Linked DNA regions of Homo sapiens: region 1 is linked to region 2. A link is a contact called in ENCODE Hi-C or POLR2A ChIA-PET data. All regions are on one chromosome and are shown on one strand. The core of a region is the stretch at or near the end of the contact, and the rest is flanking DNA. Distances in the headings are between cores, read along the strand shown.

Region 1 (3,688 bases), core at 100-2,599, 4.9 Mb after region 2:
TCGCCTCTACAAAAAATACAAAATTTAGCCGAGAGTGGTGGTGCTACTCAGGAGGTTGAGGCAGGAGGATCGCTTGAGCCCAGGAGGTCGAGGCTGCAGTGAGCCGTGATTGTACCACTGCACTCCCGCCTGAATGACAGGGCGATACTCAGTCTGGAAATAATAACAATAGTAACAATGTTCAGCTTAACCTGTGATGAGTGCCTTGACATCATCTCTTCATGAAGAAGATCCACCAAAATAAAATGGTTACAATTATTAGCCCTACAATACATCAAAAAAAAAAAGAAAAGAAAGAAAATCTGTCCCTGGCTTAGCCATTAGCCACCAAATCTGTGTGTTCAGGTGCTCTGTGACTGAAAATCTTGCCCTCGACCTGGGTCTGAGTTACATTCTGAGGTTTGGGGGCTTCTCACACCACGGAATTTATCACCTGAGCAACTTCAACCTGACAAATCCCTCCTAACGCCCTGCTCTGAGACCCCTTTAGGCGGTCTCCGGAGTACTCAGTGTACCTTTTTTTTTTTTTTTTCTTTGAGACGTAGTCTCGCTCTGTCGCTAGGCTGGAGTGCAGTGGCGCGATCTCGGCTCACGCAAGCTCCGCCTCCCGGGTTCAAGCGATTCCCCTGCCTCAGCCACCCGAGTGGCTGGGACTACAAGCGCGCGCCACCACGCCTGGCTAATTTTTTTGTATTTTAGTAGGGGTTTCACTATGTTGGCCAGGATGGTCTCGATTTCCCGACCGCCTGATCCGTCCGCCTCGGCCTCCCAAAGTGGTGGGATTACAGGCGTGAGCCACCGCGCCCGGCCTTCAGTGTACTACTTTCCTTATTTTATTTTTTGAGACAGCGCCTCGCTCTGTCGCCCAGGCTGGACGCAATGGAGCAGTCACGGATCACTGCAGCCTCGACCTCCCGGGCTCAAGCGATTCTCCCGCCTTAGCCTCCCAAATTACTGGGACCACAGGCTTGCGCCACCACGCCCTGCCATCGGCTCTCATTTCCTTTTCCCATCCTAGTCTTCCATCAGGCGTCCTTTCGGCGCACATTTCAGTGTCCTGCGGGGCTCACCAGTGTCCTTCCTCCAGGGCCTCAGGGGCAGTCAGAGGGATCTTTCCCGCCGCTCCACTCCCTCCTCCTCCTCCCCCTCCCCCTATCCCCTCCCCTCCCCTCCCTTCTCCTCTCCAGAAACGTCCTCGCTTGTCCGCCTCCACCGCCTCCCCCGCCAGCCGTGTCGGCTCTGCTCCGCGCCCAGCCGGCCAACCGGCGGCTCAGCTCTGGCGCGTCACAATGCGCCGTCGCGGCCCCGCCCCCGGACGCCGGACGCAGAAACTCCGCCCTGCCGCGGTCCTTGCGTCCTTCCGGCTCCGTCGTGGAAGCAGGACTGCGCCGCGTCTTCCTCAAGGTGGGGTTCGGGGGGCCACCGAATCGCTGTCACGCCGGCAGGTAGCAGGGGGTGGGGACGCGGGCTCCTTGGGCTTCTGTTTCCTGGTGTCCAGGGCAAAGGGCTGAGCCGGGCAGTAGGGCCTAGTCGGGGCCTGGCTCGCCGGGAGCAGGAGGGCTTCCGGCAAAGCCGCGTGCGCTCGACGGGCAGGCGCTGAGGATTGGGGCCGGCAGCGCGCCTGACCCCGCCCCTCGTAGGCTCCGCCCCGTGCTCGCAGGCGGGGGTTTCCATGGTGATGGTCAACAAGCCTCAACTGCCTCTGCTACAACTGCCAAGTTCCCCGCGTCCCACCCTCCTCTAGGTGCTCCAAGGGACCACCGGGGTGCCTGATATGAGAGCGGGAGTGTAGAGACTCGGAGGCCGAGGTGAGGGGCGGCCGAAGTCTCCGAGGTCGAAGGCCGCACACCCGGGACCTAGCGGGGACCGGGTCCCCCTGGGGGTGGGGACGGGGGGTGGGATTTGAGATTAGGGAGACTATCCGAAGTCCAGGGCCCCGTACCCGGACTACCTGGGGACTGGGCCTATTGGGGTGGGGATCGTTGGGCTGGGGCTGGGATTTGGGATCAGGGAAGAGCGATCTGAGTTTAAGCGCCGCAAACCTGGGACCGAGCGAGGACTGCACATAATGAGGGGCCGTGGCGCTGAGATTTGGGTGACGGGATTCGAGGTCGAGGGGCCCGTACGTGGGACCGGCAAGAACTGGACCCACTGGGATCGGGAGACGCAGCGTCGGAGGTCGAGAGCCGCACGCCCAGACAGTGGTCCCACGCGGTGAGCACCGCGGGCTGAGATTTTGGAGTCAGGAAAGCGCGGGGAAGGCACGGACGGCCGGGTGCGTTAGTCCGGCCCCCTGGCGGGGAGCTGGCGACTGCCGGAGGGCTCTGAAAGTGAGAACAGGCCTGGCGCAGTGGGAGGCCCAGCCGGGAGGATCTCTTGAGCCCAGGAGTTCCCGACAAGCCTGGGCAACATAGACTGTCTCTACTGAAAAGTAAAGAAAAAAAAATTAGCCACGTGTGGTGGCGCGCGCCTGTTGTCCCAGCTACTCGGGAGGCTGAGGCGGGAGGGTCGCTTGCTCTGAGGTCGAGGCTGCAGTGACAGTGATTGTGCCACTGCATTCCAGCCGGGCGACGGAAATGAGACCTTGTCTCAAAAGAAGTAATAATAGTAATAATACCTGAGTAAAATGAAAGCCGCGCGCTCACGTGGCTGCAGGCGCCTGAGAGTTGCACAAGACTTCCTTGTGGGGAGTTGGCTCCGCCCTCCTCCCACGCCCGGTTCCCGTAGCCTTAGCTCTCGGCCCCGGGCCCTTTTTCCTCCTCGGCTGCGCCGCGTGTCCTCGGAGCGCGGTCCCTGTATTGGTCTCCTGCTCCTAGAGGTATCGTGTTTGTATTTGGGGTGAAAATCTGACTCGTGCGCGCTCTTCAGCTTAGTCGTCCTTTTTTTTTTCCTTTTGTTTGTTTGTATTAAGTATTTTCGTCGATTCCGCCCTGCTCGTAGGAAACTTGTGGACGGGGCCCGGCTCCTGCTGCGCCGGCTGCCCGGCTCCCCCAACCGCAGAGTCGTGGACCAGGGTTTTGAGGAGCAAGGCACCCGACTCGCCCTCCCCCCAAGGCCGCCCCGGGCGCGGGAACCCCTCCCCCTAGGCGCCTGGGACCCCCGCTCGGCTCCGCGTGTGTCCCGGCGGAGGGTGGAAGGAGAGCCGAGCTCGGCCATTGCCCGCGGGCGGCCCGGGGACGAGCTGACGCGCCTCTTTAGTTCTCGAAACTGCTCGCGGGCGCTGGGGGCTCGGGCCGGCCATCTGCGTGGCGGGACGCGAGGCGCGCGCTGGCGGCTGCGCGCGAAGGGCAACGGGCGGCGGCGGCGGCTTCCCGGAACCGCGCGGGGCGGGCCCTGCGCCGGGGTCAGGGCCACAGCCTCAGGCGGCAGGGAGTTCTGAAAGCGTAGTTTTCAGTCGTTCCGTCCCAAAAGTCATCTTAATTCTTCCAAAAATACACGCATATAATTCTTTCTACTTAGTTATATTTTTAAAAGTTAAATACGTGGTTGTCTCTGAATTCCTAGTAAGATGAAAATTTCTTGGGTTCTCCAGGTAGGTGAAAGATACCTTAAGTGCTATTCCTGCAAAGTGACTCGTTGCTCTCACAGAATTTATAAACTATAAAATAAGACATTACTACTTTAATGAATATTAAGAGAGAGATTGCTTTATTCCTAAGCAAGAAGATCTTTTCCCTTGTAGGTATTA
Region 2 (3,648 bases), core at 635-3,134:
CACACACTCCACAACCTACTTTATTTATCATATTAAAAAAATATTTAGACAAGATTTTATTTTAGGACAGTGAATGACCTACACGTGATTCAAAAGCCCATGTCATCATAACAGATAATGTACATGAACTGACCATTTAGCCATCTGATGCGACAGTTGCATGAAGCTTCCAAAACTTTATGGAGAACATTACGGTTTTTTTTAAGGCTTGATTTTAAATATTATCAATTACAAAGAGCTTTTCATCAATCCGACTTTTATTGAACACTTACTATATTCCAGGCTAGGTGGTGGAGAAACAGATGCAAGACAGGCCTGCCCTCAAGGAAGTCCCATTTTGATTGCTTGCTTTTGTCAGGCACAGCACTAAACATGTTCACTTAGAGCATCTGACCTCCTAGGTTTAACGTTAACCACAGCAGGGGAATCTGAGGTAACCATTACAAATGACTGTAAGGCTGCAAGACTGGAAAAAATAAAATTTAGAAATAAATAAAAGCTGTTGTATATTTAGACCAAATCTAATTCTACTTCCTATTACACTTGAACTTCCAGATATACTGCTTAAAAAATGACCCAGAATATAACCATACCTTCCTTAACAGACATCACTTATGTAACTGTCTCATTTAAAGGTCCATCTATTATACTTCAGTCAAAGCATCCTCTTCCATGAAAGGATACTTTACCTTCACACCAAACCTCTTCATCTGAGTACGGTACTAAACAGCTGCTGAATGAATGAATGAATGAAAAAACAGATGTTCTAATTGCCAAGGAGGTACTTGCTGGATGCTTATCTCAAAACACAATGGACTGACGGACCAGAATTCTACTGGAAAGATCGCTGGATTTCAGAGGTAAAAATAGTAATCACTGGACAATGCCATGTAGTCAACATGTTATTAAATTCGCAGTAAAGACCAAGCAGGGAACTTTCAGAAATAAAAACGGAAAGTGTTCATCAGGGTACTTTAAAATGGACTTGGTTCTACCATCTCTGAATCGGGAACACAAATGCGAGACAAAGAGATGGGAGGGTGGGGTGAAAAAGTCAAAAGGTCACCACCGATGACCCTCAAGAGAAATGCGCGCTGACCACCGAAGCTCGGGCCAAGCTGGATGGACACCTCCCACCCGAGCCACGGGCCTGGGCTCTCTGCCCTGCAGCCCAGAGCTGCAGGCCACTCTGGCCCTTTTCAGCGCTGCTGCCTGCGTTCGCCCAGAACGTTAGCACAAAGAAAGCATCGAGAAGCAAAATACGGTCCCTATGGGCGCGGGGCAGGCTTGGGGACCTGCCGGCAGAAGCGCTCTCCCCGGCTCCCCGCCGCCCCGGAGGCAGCCAGGGCGCGGCGGGCCGCAAAGACACCTCCGTCCGACCCTTGCCGAAGTGTTTCAGAACTTGCCACCCACCCCCCCGCTCCATTTTCTTCTCCCGCCGCGGAGGCAGGACCCACGCGAAGAGGACGCGAGAGGACAGGCGGGCGGGGCTCGCGGCGGCAGGCGGGCTGGCGGGCAGCGGAGCGCACCCAGGTCCCGCAGCCCCACGCCCCCTCGGCTGGCCCCCGCCTCCGCGCCGCTATTGTTCCCGCGCCGCCCCCGCCCACCGCGCGCTCCCGCCCCCACTCCCAGGAGGGGGTTACGGCTGAGGAGAAGGCGGCGGCGGCGGCAGCGGCACAATAACATAAACACGACGGGGCCGCCTGCCGTCCCGGCCCTGCGGCGTCCGCCGCACTCACCCGGCAGCGCAGCGAACGGCGACAGGGAAGCCCGCCAGCGGGGACAGGGGCCGTCCGGGGTGGTCGCCGCGGCCGTTACCCAGCGCTGCTCGCGGCTCCGCAATCCAAGCCGCGTCGTCCGGCCTCGGCCGCTCGGCTGAGTAACAGAGACGCGGGCCGTCACCGCGCACGCCCGCGCACGTCATCGCGCAGGGCCCCGCCCCCGCGCCTCCCGAGCGGCCGGCGGGGCGGGGCAGCCCCGGGGCCCGGATTGCGGGGGCGGGGCCGCCGCCCGGGGACGGCGCTACTCCAGGGGTTACGAGAGGACTTGCGGAGGTCGCTTGGAGGCGGAGCCGCGGAGAGAGCCTCCGAGGGCTGTGGGTGAGGGGCGTGGCCTGGAGCGGGAGGGGCGGGCCCTGTGGCGGCACGTGGCGGCGCGTGGCCCCAGGGGACCGCATCTGGTTGGCGGCGGTAGCCAGGTCAGAGCTTAAGCCTTCGGGCCTCGTCGGCACAGGGTTGAAGGGCAGGTGCGCTTAGGCCTAACCTGCGCAGCGAACAGGCACCCCCTTCCGGTACACACACCTGAGTGATGAAGAGCTGGTTACCTTGACCGACAATATGTTCCATTCTGAGGACACCTGTCCGGGTCCCAGAAACCTACAGAGAGATAAGTGTTCTCTTCAGCTGCCCGGGAAAAGCTGCCTCCAGTTTTTCCAAAATCCACCTCCTCCGAGATTCCTTGCAAATCCACCTCTTCCCAGATTCCTTGCATTACCTGGTTTACTTCTGAGGCCCCACAAAGCGTGTAAATGTTACAGAAGCGATAAATTGACAAGTCCTTTAAATATCCAACAACGGGTGGAAAGGCGTTTGAACTACCTACACCATTCGGTAGAATACATTTTAGCAATTTAAATGCCATGTGTTCAAGGAATTCTTAACAACATAGGAACATGTTCACAATGTATCATTAAGAGAAAGAAGCAAGAAACAAGTCATATATAGAATGGTCCCACTTAGATACTATATATACACATAGAAAAAACCTGGAAAGAAATACACCAAATTATGTTAACAATGGTTCATCATTGGACTATGGAATAAAGGGTGACTTGGTTCTCGTTTATACTTTGGGTATTTTCTCATGTTTTCCGAGAGGAATAGTTATGTTCACAATCAGAAACAAGTAAGTTACTTTAATAATGAATATATAAATATTTGTTGAATAAATGAATGATTTCAGGTAAACTACTTTCCTATTACATGTGGGGCTGGCCTGTTTCTGGTGATTCTGAAAGGGAACATACAGATGATTATTCATTCATTCTCTTCCCATTTCCTCTCTCCCTCCCTCTCAACCTTCTTAATTTCCTTCCTGCCATCCTTTGTTCCTGCAATAATTATTTATTGCATGCCCATTCAGTGCCAGGCAATACAGTAGAGTTTACAGATTTAATCACTGTACTATGAAAGTAATAATAGTAAACGCAAAATTATCACTGTTTTATAATACAAATTGTTAAGGATACATAATACTATGAAACCAATTAATACACTAGTTAATAAGGCCAGAAAAGATTTCCCTGAGGAACTGTCACTTGAGCTGGGAATAGGTTTGACTAGACAGAGAATATTTTAGAGGTAGCTTTGCACGCAAAGGTCCTCTGATGAGATTAAGCAGGATAAGATGGAGAAATTCAGGAAAGGCCAGCTCTGCTGGAGGAGCAAGGAAGAAGGAGCTATGAGATGAAGTCAGGAAGATTGGTAAAGGGACCAAACGTAGGACATCCATATTGGCCATGTTGAAAATCTTTTTATCCTAAGTGCAATGGGAAGCCCCTGACATATTCAGCAAAGGGTGTGGCATGGTCAGAATAGCTTCTTGAAAAGATTCCTTATTGGAAAGAGCCCAGGTGGATGTAGGAGTAGC

What was found. A loop is a pair of places that touch in the nucleus more often than their neighbours do. ChIA-PET counts read pairs that join two places held with the same protein, here RNA polymerase II (POLR2A). Pooled maps may share reads with other maps.
Region 1: a pooled map shows a loop between it and region 2 (22-fold over the local background). The contact joins the promoter of HNRNPF here to the promoter of MAPK8 in region 2. A Hi-C loop is called at or near these places in 1 of 37 single-sample maps with no recorded cell type and 7 of 50 pooled maps. POLR2A ChIA-PET finds 5 or more read pairs at or near these places in 1 of 52 experiments (naive thymus-derived CD4-positive, alpha-beta T cell).

The regions. Positions count from the first base shown.
Region 1 is chr10:43,406,847-43,410,534 of GRCh38, reverse strand. It overlaps HNRNPF (heterogeneous nuclear ribonucleoprotein F), which reads left to right and starts at 1,349. Exons shown (of 4, transcript NM_001098204.2): 1 at 1,349-1,404. RefSeq lists silencers at 930-1,159, 1,610-1,729, 3,010-3,379 and enhancers at 1,450-1,509, 2,240-2,579, 2,019-2,622, 2,590-2,639, 2,780-2,839.
Region 2 is chr10:48,304,913-48,308,560 of GRCh38, reverse strand. It overlaps MAPK8 (mitogen-activated protein kinase 8), which reads right to left and starts at 1,884. Exons shown (of 12, transcript NM_001323329.2): 1 at 1,740-1,884. RefSeq lists a silencer at 1,304-2,253.